Linked DNA regions of Homo sapiens: region 2 is linked to region 1. The links are chromatin loops, found by intact Hi-C in ENCODE. Cell type or tissue: ascending aorta. All regions are shown on one strand.

Region 1 (8,000 bases):
CACAGGACTCTCTCAACAGAACAACGTAAAGACAGTCTGCCTGAGGCCACCCAAAGCTGTCAGGATTTCTAGGACACTGGAACATTTCTTTCCTCAAAAAGTGGCCACTTCCCATTGCTTTTTCCCACACTGCCCTTGAGTGTTGAGGTCTGGGCTCATTGACTCACCCCCTGGACTTTGGCATGACCATGATGAGCGCTCATCACTGCTGCTGATGGTGCCGCCTTTGCTTGGGAGGTCATTCTGATGCTCATTCACCTTCATGGACTGCTTCAAAGGCAAGCATCCAGCACCTCGGGCTTACTTTCCCTGAGATCCAAGAAGAAGCAAAAATAAAATACAATAAAAAATCTAAAATTTAGAGATTCTTTCCAAGAGAACAGCTTCAAACTCAGTGTCAGATTTCATGAATAATGGATGTGTTGATACACTCAACTTTCAGCAAAAAGAACAGCACAGCCTCTGACGGTCCCCTCCTCGACACAACTTAATCTGCCTTCCACTTAACAGGCTTTGTTTATCTGTTTTTCCCCTTAGCCGGGCCTTCAACGCTGCACCAGGTTATAATGAGAGGACATTTTTTGAGCACAGGCACCCTTGAACAGAAATGGCAATTAACTAGTATCATCACAAATGCTCCAGGCCTTTAGTCTTTCTCATGGTGATGCCTGGAGCAAAAAATGTGTTTACTCAAGACAGAGCCTATTCCGGTACCTTCTATTCCAGCATCCTTCCCCTTTCTTCTCTCTCTGTTGTGCAGAAAGGTGTTGTGTAAAAAGGTGGTCCGAAGACCTTCACCAAGGTCTCAAGTCCATGACTTGCTGCCCCTGTGGTACAGTGCTCCCTGACCTCAGATTCCTCATCTGTAAAATGGGAGTAACCATCTTCAGGCTGCCTGGTCCCGGGTTATACTGTTGTGAGGCTTGGCAGGGAGAGAGTAGGCACAGGCACATCGAGGGCCACAGAGCCTCTACAAACTGCACTGTCCCTATCACTGTGTGGGCAGGAAGAAGACGATTATGAAAGTCCCAATGATGACCAGGATGGGGAGGATGATGGAGACTATGAGTCCCCCAATGAGGAGGAAGAGGCACCCGTGGAAGATGACGCGGATTATGAGCCGCCACCCTCCAATGACGAGGAAGCTCTGCAGAACTCCATCCTGCCTGCCAAGCCTTTCCCCAACTCCAACTCCATGTACATCGGTAAGGGCCCGTTTCCGGATTTTCTGGCCCGAGCAGCCCAAAGGCAAGCTCGCCACTGCTGCATGGAAGGCTGATGCCCCAGCTTGCCCATGTAGCAGAAAGCTCTGGGTCTCGATATCTGCTCGGCTTCTTAACAGCTATGTGGCTTTGTACAAGTAACTCTGTCTCTCTGGGCCTCAATTTCCTCATCTGTGAAATAGGATAATAAATGTACAGACCACATAGGTTTCCTGTGAGGACTACTAAGACTGCAACCAATTCTTGCCTATGGTGGCTGATATCAGCATTGAACTACCACCTAAGGCTATTTGGCAGTTTCAACTCATTCTGCAGTTTACTCAGGTACTCCAAGAGTACTTTCCTGTTCCTCCCCATCTTTTGACCAAATTATAGTTACATGGCATTATTATGCTAGAATAAACATGAAGATATTGAGTAGGGTTTGACTATAACTTTAAAAAATATTAGATGGTGTTTACGATTTTTATTGTCTATCTGTCCTTTTAGCCCACTTCTCTCTCCATTCATTCAACAAACATTGTTGATCTGCTGGGAGCCCAGGCCCCATTCTCAGTGCTTAGAAATGATCAGGAAAGAAGAAATAGCCCCTGCCTCCTGGGGCTTACATTCTAGTAGTGGTGTTGACAGAAAATAAACAAATATATTCTTAAATAATATACTTTCAGAGAGTACGCTGAAAATTGAAGGTCAGTACCACAAAAAACGAATACCATTTAATCCTTTATGCGGTATAACCCATTTCCATTTTAAAGCCCTTTCACAAAATGCTGTCTCAATATCTCATGGTGGTTTTTAAACATCTGTGTAATAAGGACAACCATGATCAAGTCTGTTTCATATACAGGGAAGTGGAGGTCCGGAAAAGCAATGGATGAGTCAGTTGTTGAGTGCCTTGTGTGTGCCAGTCATTAAGATACAGAGTGAATAAGACAGCCCTCGCCAAGGGACTGACAGTCTGGCAGGTGACGCACCCTCCAACAAATGAGCCATGAGGTTACTTGGTGAAACCGTGATACAGAGGCACGAAGACAAGCACAGATGAGGCTGGAGCGTTTGCCTGAGGGTGTATCTTTAAGCTGTGATATTAAACCAAGGTTAAAGGATAAATACAAGTTGGCCAAGTGGAAATGGATGTGGTAAGGGAAGAACATTTGGAGCAGTAGAAATGGCTGTGCAAAGGCCCTGAGGCTCAAAGGAGCATGGCCTATTAGAGAAGCTGAGAGATGGCCAGTGCGGGTGGAGCAGGGTGGAATTAGATCAGGCTGGGCCTTGCTCCTACCCTTTTCCCTGTGGAAGAGCTGCACCTCCCCAAGGCTGGGACTAGAGTCGGGCAAGAGAGGCACCCAGGGCACAAAGCGTAAGGAGGCCCTACCCACTCACCCCTCTTGCTTGATGGTCTTGTCCTGGCCTTTCCCTGTCAAAGGGGTAGGAAATTGCCAGCCTGTCAACCTGGCCTAGGGACACTTCCGTGGAGATGTGGATAATGTGAGTTTCTGCCCAGATAATGTGAGTTTCTGCTCGAGGCAAATCTAGCTTCCACTTAAGAGTCTGTGGTCTGGTAACAGAAGTTGGTGATCAGCTCCTCCCTTTATGGGAAGAGATGAGCAAAATGAGGAAGTGTCAGGGAGGAGATAGCCCAGGACACTGGAGAGGGGAAGGAAGGGCAGACAGAACAAGATCCCTATGGCAGTGAGAGCTGACTTCACCCTGCACAGGCAGCTGGGTGTGCCTGTGAGATTTTTGGCATGTGTGTGTGTCTGTGTGCACTCGTGTCTCTGTGTATGCAGGTGTGTGCATATATATGCATGTGTGTGCATGCATGTGTGCACATGTGTATATCTGTGTGTCTGCATACAGAGGTATGCGTATGTTTACTTCTTACAAAATTGTCTGAAAATCCTCCCTTCCAGTTCTGGCTGAGCTGGTTACAAAGAGGCCTTTCTTGATTGGCAAAATCTCTGATAAATACCTATTCCTGTGAAATGCAAAGAAAGCTGAGCCTGTGTATAAGGAGAGTGACACAAACTAGGACAGAAAAAATGGGCAGGGAGGGGTGGGTGAGATCCAGGCTGGGTCTCCCCGTGGCTGGGGCTCATGTGGGCCTGGGGGTCAAGGATCATGCACCCCCGGTGCCCCGAGCTGCATATCTGTTCCTGGAGACCCCTGAGCTTGGCCGATACTCCCCTTTCACTTTAATAACCTTGTGTTTCCACAGACCGGCCCCCCTCTGGGAAAACCCCCCAGCAGCCTCCTGTGCCCCCCCAGAGACCGATGGCCGCCCTCCCGCCCCCACCAGCCGGCCGGAATCACTCGGTAGGCCTCCTCCCGTTCTTTTACAGTACTTGGTGTCCACTGCAGTTATTTCCTCCGCCAGAGAGAAAAATAAAACTATAAACATCTTTATCTCATTCTAATTTTGTAAGAAAAGATTATAATCTTTTCCCTCGGCTGGGGAAAGGCAAACCCAAGCATTCACACGTGTTTCTTTTTTGGGGTAAAATACTGGTGGTTTTTATTTACTTCCCACTATTTGAGAGAAGTGAAAACTGTAAAATAAACCCAAAGAGAACCGAATTAAGTCCGTGGCACCTACTGGTGTTGCCTGGGTACCGAGCCTTCCTCTCTCCTGCAAAAAGACTTGCGCCACCTTCTGGCCGACACCTGAAATTCCAAGGACAGGAGCCTTCAGACCGGAGGAGACAGAGGTAGCAAACCCCGTTTTCTCCTTCTTCGAGCATACAGCCCGGTCCTTGTGAATCTGATAAGTTCCCAGAGTGACCCTGAGAAGCTCAGACTAAGGACTTGATAGTTAGGAATGTGTTCCCTTCACAAGTTTATCTACAGATGTATATTGCTTTTGAGATTTGAAGACCTTCTTTTGAGATGCAGGATTCACTTATTTAATCAGCAAATATTGTCTGAGCAGCTACTATGTGCCAAGCAGAGTTCTAGGCGTTGGGGATAAAGTGTGAACAAGATAAATAAGGTCCCTGCTTTCATAAAACTCAACTAGGGCTAGTTATCAGACGGTAGACAGATGTCTGAAAGAGATCATTTGAGTAGTTATGTGTGGTTCGGGGGACGGAAGACCAGGTAACATGACGGTATGGGGGGGGGAGGTGACAAGGACCTGGGACAGAATGAGCCAGTTGTGGGAAGAGCCGGGAGAAGAACGTTCTAGGCAGAAGGAAACAAGTGTAGGGATGCCAAAGAGGGCATAACCTTGAGATTTTCCAGGAACTGCAAGAAGATTCTATGGTAGGGACCCCATGAGTACTGAGAAGGGATCACAGGAAAGAGTTGAGAGGGCAGACATGGGCCAGCTCAGGCAGGGCCTCGCAGGACATTAACGAGTTTCAATTTTGTTTCTAATGTGATAGGAGGCTTAGCAGGAAAGTGACATGCTCACTCTGCTGCCTGCAGAAAAGAGCTTGCGTGGCAGAGTCTAGAACAGGGAGCTCAGATAGGAGGCTACTGCGGTAGTTCAGTGAAGAAATGGACATGGATGTTTGTAGGCAGAACATGAAGATGAGGAAAAGTGAGCAGATCCAGACAGGTTTTGGGAGTGCCGGCTCTTGCTGATGTATTGGAAGTGCTTCCTAACGTTTGGATCTTTATGCAGCCACTGCCCCCACCCCAGACCAACCACGAAGAACCCAGCAGAAGCAGAAACCACAAAACGGCAAAGCGTGAGTACAAGGGCTGCTCTCTCTTGCCCTGTTCCCACCAGGCACTCCCCTAGCCCCGCCCAACCCCCAGCCGACTGCTTTCTTCTTTTAATTGATGTCAGCCTTTTCCCCTTCCAGTCCCTGCTCCTTCAATAGACAGAAGCACGAAACCTCCCCTAGATCGTTCATTAGCTCCGTTTGATAGAGAACCCTTCACACTAGGTGGGTATGATTCACATTTAATGCATAGTAATAATGATAAGCTGTTATAAAGTGCTTCCTGCATACGTTTCACATGTACCATCTCATTTAACTATGGCCACAATACTAGGAAGTGGAGACTAGTAGAATCATCCTCATTTTACAGATAAGGAAACGGAGACACAAAGAGGTACCTTCCCAAGATCACACAGCTACCAAGTGTTGGGAGTAGCGACCAAAGCCCATATCAGCCTCATTAGAAAGCTCCTGCTTGCAGCTTCTGGGGGCTGTGCTGCTTCTCTATGTGATGTGGATGATCTGTGTATACAAATCCCATTGTCCTTCAGCCAAGAGGCTTTAGGGTACAGAGAGAGGACCTGAATTGAGACAAAAGGGTTGGGGGAGCTGTTGTCTGCTGCCTTGCCTGCTACTTAATAGCTCACAGACCACAGGGATGTTAGTTTTTCAGAGCTCAGTCTCCTAATCTGTAAGGTGGATGTTCTGTACATAGAAAATGCTTTATAAATCCCTAAGGTGCTATTCAAATGTCAGGGATGTTTTTGTTTTAGGTATGCAATTGACCAAACATTGGGTATACCACAGTGCTTTTTCTTCACAATTTACGCAGAATATTCTTGGATTGCAGTTACCTTCACGTGCAGCTATTTTCAATTCAATTCTTAGCTACCATTTATTGAGCAACTGCTATGGGGCAAGTGCTCTACCTACCACAAATACACCTACAGTATCTCTAATCCTCACAGCAACTCAACAAAGGAGGTGCATTTTTAACCTCACTTCTCAGATGATAAAATTAAGGGTCAAAGAAGTTGAATAATTTGCCTAAATTTGCCTAAATTCGAACACTTGTCTTTCTGACTTCTAAGTGGGGGCTCTTTTCCACCATATCAGGCTGCAGTTGAGGACCCTGGGTTTTAACTTGCTGTGAACTACATGAGTCTGAGGAAGGAACTCTGCAACTGAACGGAAAGGAGCCCAGAATCCCAGCTGCCCCCACCCCTTTCTTGGCTATGCTCTGAGCAAGGCATTTAGCTTTCTGTGGCCTCAATCCCTTTTTGTCTGTCAACAAAATGACTTTCAGTTCTTGGATATGAGGCTGCTGCTCGCTGCTCTTTCCCCGAACTACATCACAGCTCTGCTGTGTCATGCAAAGCTGTGCTGGCTGGTTTGGCTTGGAATTGTCTGCTGTAGAGAGCTGTATAATTACATGGAAATGAAGATAGATTTGACTTCAGATTCCAACCCTGCTCACTACCACGAGCCGAGACATCAGAAAAGTGGAACACTGACATCAAATCCTTCGCAATCACCTCCTGACACAAAAGTTATTCTTTTAAAATATTCTTTTTTTCTATATTTAAAAGCATTTTTAAATGACACACTTTTCTGACAATTTCTGTTTTACCCTTGAATTAGTCCGTTTTCTGTGATGTTTTGGAAGGATTACTGTCTTCTTAAAATGTTTACACCCCACCTGAGACTTTTAACATGCTCAGAGAATATGCAAAAATTGGCAAATTTTGCTGGGCATGGTGGCTCATGCCTGTAATCCCAGCACTTTGGGAGGCTGAGGCGGGCAGATCACAACGTCAGGAGATGGAGACCATCCTGGCTAACACGGTGAAACCCCGTCTCTATTAAAAATACAAAAAATTAACCAGGCATGGTGGTGGGCACCTGCAGTCCCAGCTACTCAAGAGGCTGAGGCAGGAGAATGGCGTGAACCTGGGAGGCAGAGCTTGCAGTGAGCTGAGATCATGCCACTGCACTCCAGCCTGGGCGACAGAGCGAGACTCTGTCTCAAAAAAAAAAAAAAAAAAAAAAAAAAAGGCAAATTTTGAAATACTTATTCAGGCCAAAGAATATAAATTTAAGTTTCCTGGGTGCCCCTCTAAAGTAGAGGTTCCACCCCAAACCAAACTTTTATAAGCATCTTTTATACCGTCAAAACTCTCCCCATTACCAGCAAGCTCCTTTTTATTTTTATTTTTTTATTTTTAGTTTTTTTTGAGTCAGGGTCTCACTCTGTCACCTAGGCTGGAGTGCAGTGACAGCATCATAGCTCGTTACGGCCTCAAACTCCTCGGGTCAAGCAATCCTTCTTCTCCAGCCTCCCAAGGGGCTGAGGTTACAGGTGCATGTCCCCATGCCTGGCTAATTTTTAAATATACTGTAGAGACTGGGATTTCCCTGTGTTCACCAGGCTGATCTTGAACTCCTGGCCTCAAGTGATTCTCCTGTCTTGGCCTCCCAGCAGGCATGAGCCACCACACTCAGTGTCAGTAAGCTCTTCACAGTGAGGCAATATTCTTATCATGGGCCTGGCATGTACTTGGTCCTTAAAGAATAAATCACGTTGTGAAAATACAACTCCAGGGAGATAATATCACCATTCGCCATAGGGCACTAACTGTGCCTGGGTGTGGAAGGAAGGGAAAGAAAGGCGAGTTAACTAACAATTGTCAGCCCACATGGACCATATCAAAGTCAAAATAAAAACGTAGAAGAAAATCTCTAAATTTGTTTTATTTAGGAAGAAAGAATTGCAATTTGGGGCAATTGGTCTTCAGGGTCTTCAGTATGTCTGAAGAACAAAAAGAAGATTGGAGGTTTTATAAAAAGGAGAAGTGTTACAATATCGCTCCTTGAGAAAGTTCATCGGTTCTGGGGGCTGGCAAGTTTTGATTGGTGAGCAATGGCAGAGGGCAAAATTAATCTTCGAGTTGCAGCAGATTATTTCAGCAACTACTAGATGAAACTGGTTTCAGGTTACAACAGCCAACCTCACATAGAATCACATTTCTGGAGCAATGTTATGTGTCCTGAGTGCTTTTCCCTCTGGCTTCTCGACTCTGTTTTCCTTGGAGGTGATAAAATTCCCAAT
Region 2 (8,000 bases), 120 kb before region 1:
ATTTATGGGACTTATTATCCCAAGTGTCAGCAGAGAGGAGATATTGATTCAGAAAGACTTAAATAAACAAGCAGGTGCATAATCCAGAGAGGGGTACAGACTGAGCTGAGGGTGTCTGGAAAGCAGTGGAAGCAGACATCATGAAGAAACCTGGGGTCTCTTGAAAACTGCTCCCAAGGGAGTCATGGGGTGACAGAGGGGCAGGGACGGGCTGTGGAGTCAGCGGGCACAGGTGCACTCCAGGCTCCATCACATCACACGCTAGGGGCGTGACCTTGGGAAAATCACTTTGCCTTGTGCTTTTACAGAAAGAACAAGGCCTTTTGTGGGGGATTGTGGAGAGGAATGTCCATGTGTATGTGTATGTGTATGTATTGCATATCTATGTGGTCATTCCCTGGTACATAGTAGGTGCTTCATAAACAAAAATACCCTCCCATATCACTGCCCTTCTATTCCATTTGTGCCATAGTGTGTGACCTAAGAGTAGATAAAGCACTTTTTTTGTTTGTTTGTTTTGGTTTAGATGGAGTCTCACTCTGTCGCCCAGGCTGGAGTACAGTGGCTCAATCTCAGCTCACTGCGACCTCCGCCTCCTGGATTCAAGTGATTTTCATGCCTCGGCTTCCCAGAATAGCTGGGATTATAGGCACCTGCCATCGTGCCCAGCTAATTTTTGTATTTTTAGTAGAAACGGGGTTTCGCCATGTTGGCCAGGCTGGTCTCGAACTACTGGCCTCAAATGAACCGCCTGCCTTGGTCTCGAAAAGTGCTAGGATTACAGGCATGAGCCACCATGCCCTACCTAGATAAAGCATTTCTAAACTCTCCTGTAACACTCCATATAGCAATCTCAGGTGTTTTAATTCTCACTGGTTTAATCCTACCACTATCACCAGCAACTGTAACAGTCCCCCTTTGAAATCACTTGCAAGTGTGTTCCAGTTACTATGACTGCATAACAAATTACCCCAAAACGCAGGGGCATGAAACATTAGTTTTTTTCTTCTCGTGGATTTTGTGGCTCTGGAATTCAGAGAGAGCACAGAGCAGGTGGGCTGTCTCTGCTCCACATTCTCTGAGGCCTCAGCTGGGAGGCTGGCAGGCTGGGGGCTGGAACTGTCTGCAGGCTTGTTCTCTCCCATGCCCGGTGAGATTTGCTAGCTGTTGGCTGAGATCTGAGCTGAGGCTGTCAGCTGGAGCACGGGGCCTCGGCTTCCTACAACATGGTGGCTGGTTCCCAGGTACATGTCCCGAGAGCGTGTGGGGGGAACTCGAGCCCCCGTCTATGACTTAGCCTTGAACATCGTGCTGTGTCCTTCTACCATATTCTACTATTGAGGCCCTTACGAAGCTCCACCCAGGGTGAAGGGGAAGAGACATCAATGCCCCTCTTGATGGTGGAGTGTTGATGCCACACTGTGAAAAGGGCACATGGAATGGGAAGTATTTGGTGTGACCATCTTTGGAAAGGACAATCTCCATACTATGTGTCAGGTAGCTTAGGTGATCTCTCATTCCTCAAAAACACTGAGGGGCTAGGTATAATTATCTCTATTTTAGAGACAGACAAACTGAAGCTTAGAGAGGCAAAGTAACTTGCTTGGGCAATTTATTTCACCTCTCTGAGGCTCAGTTACTCCCTCTATCAAATGGGTAGAAAAATCTCCACCTCAGTGGTCTATTGTGAGCCTATTGTGCTAGTACCTTAAGAAGCTGTTGGAAGAGTCAGAGAAGATATTTTGTGATCTCTGACACCCCGTACTAATGCAAACCGTCAATATTTATTGTTGCAGCATTGTTATTTTCTTGCCCTCCACCTGTAGCCATCTGTCACACACAACCCCGCAGCCAGCAAAGGACCTGGGTTTTCACCCACAAACCCTCGAGGACAGGGCTTGTCAATGCCTTTTGGTTGTGGCTCATTTAGGGGGAGCAGAAGACCCCACGGCCCCCCTTCCCTGTTTGTTCCCACCTTCCCTTGGGAAGAATGCTAAAGTTTGTTTATGATTTCCAAATAATATGTAGCCCTTAATAACTTATTCAGAGTATCACGAGCAAGGAGCCCTTCGGTTATACTCATAAATGGCAGCCTGTTGCACTGTGTATCTCTCCCCCAGGGAAGCAGGAGGGGGGCCTGGCATTTCTGGATTAGCCCCAGGAGGACTTTTCCTGCTTCTGAGTGGACAGAGGATCATCCTTGGAAAATTGCTCTTCTGAGATTGAATTCCAGATCCTACATCCCTCTGTCAATCTGCCTGCAAGGTCTGAAGCTGGTCTTAGACCCTCTGGTGCTATGGTGCCCATTAAACAGACACTGTAGTCTCCTGTTAATAAGATTCAATTAGGAAAGGGGTGGAGAAGGGCACTCACCGCCTGAGAGTGTGTCAGGGAGGCCTGAGTGGCTGCCTTCATTTCGCGCCTGCTGGAGGCAGGAGGGAGGAAGGTGGTGAGCTCGCTCAGCAGGGAAGGCCAGGCTGCACCCACCTCCCTGGGGGCTGGGGAAACTCAGGGTGACCTCCAGAGCCTCAGGTGGCAGCTTACTGTATGATCGAGGTGATTTTTAATGTCTCAGAGCAGCCCCAGGGTCATCAGAGACAGACCAAGCTGTGCCATCTGGAAGGGCCAGCTTCGAATCTAGTTCTGGCCCCTAGGGTTGCACCAGTGACTTCAAGCCTCCAAGTCTCAGTTTCAGGTTCTTTGATTCTTGGGTCAAGTGAAGGGTGGAGATAAGCTGCCTTCTACCACCACGCCTGATACTTAGGAAAGCCCCAATATCTGGGATTGTTTTTGTTGTTTTGTTGAAAATATATATATATATATATATATTTGTTTTTTTTTTTTGAGACGGGGTCTCGCTCTGTTCAGGCTAGAGTGCAGTGGCACAATCTTGACTCACTGCAACCTCCGCCTCCCAGGTTCAAGCGATTCTCCTGCCTCAGCCTCCCAAGTAGCTGGGACCACAGGCATGCACCACTATGCCCGACTAATTTTTGTATTTTTAGTAGAGATGGGGTTTCGCCATGTTGCCCAGGATGGTCTCAAACTCCTGGGCTTGAGCAATCCATCTACCTTGGCATCCCAAAGTGCTGGGATTATGGGCGTGGGCCACTGTGCCTGCCCTTTGTTGCTGATTTTTAATCCTTACTTCCACTTTACAGATGAAGAAGCAGAGATCTAAAAGCATGTTTTTTGCCTGCAAATGCTGACATTCACTTGTCTTATTGCTAGGAAGAAATCTCTGTACTTTCGCGGTCTCTGGGAGGGCCCCTGGTGAGCAGACTGTCCCTGGACCTGGTTGGAAGCAGTTGTGGAGCTCTCACTACTCCCAGCTTCAGCTCAGTTGGTCCTTAAAAAGTCAGTTCTCTCCCCTTGCCATAAATCCCCACCGTCTCTAACTCCCATCACTACCCTAAAGCAAAGTAGGTTTTAAAAATGCCAGTAACACAAGTGAGAAAACTGAGGTCATTTAACGATAAGTTTGGGAGTAAAACCAAAAACAAAAAAGGAAACTGAGGCCCAGAGAGGTGCCATAACTTGCTCAGGGTCACACAGCACGTAAGTGCCAAAGGCAGGGAGCTGTAGCTGCTCCAGCGTGGATATGCCAGGGACTAGTGACAAGCCCAACCCCTCCAGCCCAACTCCACCCTTCCTCATGCCAACAAAAGGAGAATCATTTCCTATTTCTGGCATCTTTGCCAGCCCACAGAGACAGAGAGAAGAAGAAATATTTCCAAATATACCAGGCTGATCTTTCGTAGTTTCTCAGTCTTGCTGTCTGTTGTTGTTTGAAATCTGTTTCCCACGAGACTCTGGGAAGATGGAGGTGCAGGGCTTGGGTAACAGCTGCCTTCCTCAGGGCTGGGTACCTGCTCTCCGAGTCTGTGTCTCCAGGCTGTGTGCTCAGACTTGACCATGTTTGGGCATGGAGGCTTGCCCCAGATGGGGACCAAAAGCTGCTTCCCTGGAGACGGGCGGGGAGGCCAAACTTCCTGCTGAAGCTCTGTGGCCTCTTTTGGGGTGGGGGCGGGGGTCCAGGCAGAAAGAAACTGTCTGCTGCTCAAGACCCACAGGACGCCGGGAAGACTGTGAGTACCGGGCCTGAAAGCACTTGGGAAGTGATTTCTCTGAAGACCGGGCTGGAGGGAGACAGGGGAAAGCAGCCTGCCACGGGGCAGGGAGGGAGGCAGGCAGGAGGACTCCCTTCCTCTCGGGGCTGTCCTTCTGGATGGAGGGCCCGTGGTCTGGTGGCCAGTGGGGAGGGTGGCACAGTGGCCAGGTTACTCTGGTAGTAAGCGCCCTGGCCCTCTAGGTCCCAGTTCTCAGAGTGGCCAGAAGGCTGCAGCCTGGAGATTAACACCAATGCTGGCACTTGTCACCGGTAGAGAGGTGGGACAAAAATAGATTCATCAAGAGGGGTCCAGACTTCTGCTCCAAACTTTCAGGGTTTCCTTCGTTAGTAGTAATAGCTAATATTTACTGGGGGCTGATTTGGGGCTAGGTGCTATGATACATGTCTGATACTCAATATGGCATTTGATCTTTAGCTGAACTCTCTGAGGCAGGTACCATGGTTCTCGTTTCACAGTCATGTGGTTGCTAAGTGTAAGTGGCAGAGCCAGGATTTGATTCCATGTCTGAGGACCTCAGAATCGCCCTGTCCACACCCCACCAAACTGTTCAACAATGTACTCTATTCCTTGTCCTTCTAAGGAAAAGGATGTCGACCCAGCTATCAGGTCACCCAGGACACTCCAAAGTCCTGCCTTCCTTTGTCCTTCTCCATCTTCTCTGAATCTATCCCAGATCTCAAGTGACCTTTCTAAATGGGAAGATATATCCTGGAACTTCAGAGATATTTAGAAATGCTCAAAACTGGGAAGTTCTTCTTACAGTCTAACTGAAATCCCTCCTATGATAGCTGAAACCCACTTCTTCCTTTTCTTTCTGTCCCTTGGGGGATATTGACAGTTCCCATCCTTCCTCCCGCCAAAGGTTCTCCCTTTGGATGCTGAATACTAACTTCTTGCTGAAGTCATATCTACACTGAACCCCACGCATGGTCTTAGGAGGATTTATCATGACTCTATAAACTCACTCAGTGCAGGCAACAATCTCATCAGACCATTAGAGACGGGTCAGACCTGAATAAGCCAAGTTTCCAGACTTCTCTGTGACAGGGAAGCCTCTCCTTTCCTTTCCTTCTGAGCTCCTAAAACTGGTAAAACCAGGTTCCTGCCTTCACCAGCCTCAGGAGTGCCCAGGGGCCTGAGAGGGCACTAGAAGCCAAATAGCAGAGGAGGCCATGGCCCTGGGCGCTGGGGGGGGCTGATTAGCCAGGAAGGAGCCACAGGAAGCCCCCACAGGTGCGATCCAGTTCCCCCAGGAGAGAAATGGCTTTGTTGTGGGCACTCAGCCCTAGGCTTCCAAGATGGGATTTCCCATTGGCTTCAAATGATTTATGTCTCACAGTATCTGGGGTGGGGCCAAGTGCCAGTGACCCTTGCAGGTCCTGGGGAAGCAGGCTGTTGGGGCTTTTAGCTTACCTCCAGGTGATTCTGTTGCTTTACCTGTGAATACATGGAGAGTCTTGTTCAACTGACGCCAGGTAGAAAAAGGCATGGGCTCTCCCATTCCCACAAGATCACAGAACAGGAGGAAAAGGATTGAATAAAAAGAGTTGAATAAAACATCTCTCTTTGTCGGGGGCAATTTCTGCTTGCTTGTGCTTTTATAATGTCTCCATTAGAATGCAGGAGAAACTCACCTCCTGGTGCCAAATAAAGGAGAAAAAGTTGTCATTGGATGTCACCTCTGCCGATCGATAGGGGAGGTGGACCAGCTCACTGGGAAGGTGTGATGGGTATCCGTGGTGCCTGACCCTGGTCTCTTCCCTTTAGCGGAGATGCCCGGGTATGAGGGCAGCCTGGCTAAGGGGAGGGAGTCAAGAATCTCTGAATATTTGAAACAGTCTAGTAGTTAAGAGACGCCTGAGCAGAAAATAGAGCACTTTGCAGAAAATCTCTTTGGACTAAGGCCTGTCACCCGGACACTGGCTAATTAAACAAACAAAAACCATAATATGTTTATTACTTTAGGGACCTGGCAAGGAGAATAAAGTCCCCCTGATATCTGGCTAAAATTTCCCCTAAATTCCCCTAAAATTTCCCCTAAAATGGAGGATTACATTGATAGCTTCCTGGTATTTTTGGTAGAAATGGACTCTGGTTACTTTAAACAAATAAAAACAACAGCAAATAAATTTACCAGAGGCTCTAGGACAGCTTGCGGAACCATGGGAAATCACGCGGGGACCATGGCTGGGCATCTCTGTGGCTCCAGGCGGCATAGATTGAGGGGCTGTTTCTTGAAGTCTTTGTCAAGACTCACACTCCTGGGGGAGCGATCAGGAGCCTAGCAGGGGAGGGTGGAATCTTTGCTTGCATTGGGGTGGAGTCAATGTCCAGGGGAAAAACAAGGAGTTGCTGCCTAAAGAAAGAGGAGAGAAGGAAAGCAACCACCAGCAGAATGTGCCCATTCTGCTTTGTCCCAGGTGGCTTCAAGCCCTGAAATAAGAAAGCAGTCGCTGAGGCCACCATGATGCCTTCTTTCTTCTTTCTTTGCTTGAAGTAGGGGAATGTTCCTTACAAAAAAAAAAAACACCGGAATATGGTAAACCTCCTGCCTCTCCTGACAACCTGCAGCTGCCTTCTGGGGCCCTCCTCTCCTTTCCCTGCCTGTGCCCGGCCCAGCTAGCCCTGCCACAGAACTGTTTCTGGGCAGAAATACTCCAAGTATCCCTGTGAGATAAGTGCCGTGGAAGGAGGTGCATGGATGATGCACATGTACTGCTCGCTCACCGCATGGGACCTATGACTGTTGTAGCAAATGATCATAAACCTGACGGCCTCAAACGACAGAAATTTCACCAGAAGTCCAAAATCACCAAGGTGTCTGCAGGCTGCACTCCCTGCAGTGGCCGTGGGGGATGAGCCATTGTTCCTTGCCCCCGCCAGCTTCTGACGCACTCCTTGGCCTGTGGTCACATCACTCTAATTGCTGTCTCCCTGGTCATATCACCTTAGCTTTCTCATCTGTTTAATCTCCCTTCACTTCCCTCTTATTAGGACCCTTGGGATTACATTTAGGAGCTACATGGATAATCCAATATTGTCTCCCCATTTCAAGAGCCTTTATCTTTTTTTGTTTTTTGTTTTTTTTTTTGACGGAGTCTTGCTTTGTTGCCCAGGCTGGAGTGCAGTGGCGCATCTCTGCTCACTGCAAGCTCCGCCTCCTGGGTTCATGCCATTCTCCTGCCTCAGCCTCCCCTGTAGCTGGGACTACTGGCTCCCACGACCACACCCGGCTAATTTTTTGTATTTTTTTTTTTTAGTAGAGATGGGGTTTCACCATGTTAGCCAGGATGGTCTTGATCTCCTGACCTCATGATCCGCCCACCTCGGTCTCCGAAAGTGCTGGGATTTCAGGCATGAGCCACCGCACCTGGCCTTCAAGAGCCTTTATCTTAATCATTTCTGCAAAGTCATTGCCACATAAAGTAACATTGATAGCTTCCAGAGACTAGAACATAGACATCTTGGGGGGCCATTACTGAGCCTATTACATACTGTGTGACCTAGGGCAAGTCACTTTACCTCTCTGAGCCGTAGGTCTTTTATCTGCAATTGCCTCTCAATTGCACAGGGAAGGCTTACATGGGGTCCAAAAAGCAAGACTTCTGGAAGTTGCAAAGCTCCAAATATAAACAAGAGTGATATTAATAGTTGAGTACCTTCCCCTCTCACCTGTCCTCTCTTTCTGTGGATCACCTGTGAACTGGGCTGATCTCACTTCTGTTTGCTTCTGTGGACCTAGAAATGATCACTGCCCCCAGTGAATATGGTGAAGAAGCTGGTGATGGCCCAGAAGCGGGGAGAGACACGAGCCCTTTGCCTGGGTGTAACCATGGTGGTGTGTGCCGTCATCACCTACTACATCCT

What was found. Hi-C counts contacts between places; a loop is a spot of excess contacts. Peaks named below come from ENCODE experiments on the same cell type or tissue, not always from the same donor. Only the 100,000 strongest peaks of a DNase experiment are listed, where the experiment ranks them.
Region 2: a loop joins it to region 1, with 7 times the contacts of the local background. A loop is called at or near these places in 2 of 110 quality-filtered maps.

Annotation. Positions count from the first base shown.
Region 1 is chr5:170,263,924-170,271,923 of GRCh38, reverse strand. It overlaps LCP2 (lymphocyte cytosolic protein 2), which reads left to right. Exons shown (of 21, transcript NM_005565.5): 7 at 1,007-1,205; 8 at 3,442-3,539; 9 at 4,849-4,915; 10 at 5,033-5,116. Among named protein-coding and RNA genes, the nearest start is that of LCP2, 30 kb to the left of the region's middle. In ascending aorta, a CTCF peak has its summit at 3,872 (motif pointing left); DNase peaks (open chromatin) are centred at 2,088, 3,863 and 6,143; H3K4me3 peaks cover 851 bases; H3K27ac peaks cover 1,473 bases.
Region 2 is chr5:170,385,347-170,393,346 of GRCh38, reverse strand. It overlaps KCNMB1 (potassium calcium-activated channel subfamily M regulatory beta subunit 1), which reads left to right and starts at 3,980. Exons shown (of 4, transcript NM_004137.4): 1 at 3,980-4,088; 2 at 7,876-8,000. The coding sequence starts at 7,900. KCNIP1-OT1 (KCNIP1 overlapping transcript 1) reads right to left here and starts at 3,854. Exons shown (of 3, transcript NR_109899.1): 1 at 3,744-3,854. It also overlaps a transcript of KCNIP1 not described here. RefSeq lists enhancers at 684-1,184, 1,185-1,685, 1,938-2,438, 2,439-2,939, 4,864-5,364 and 1 more. In ascending aorta, no CTCF peak of the experiment used is centred here; DNase peaks (open chromatin) are centred at 3,636, 3,986 and 4,294; H3K4me3 peaks cover 5,588 bases; H3K27ac peaks cover 6,227 bases.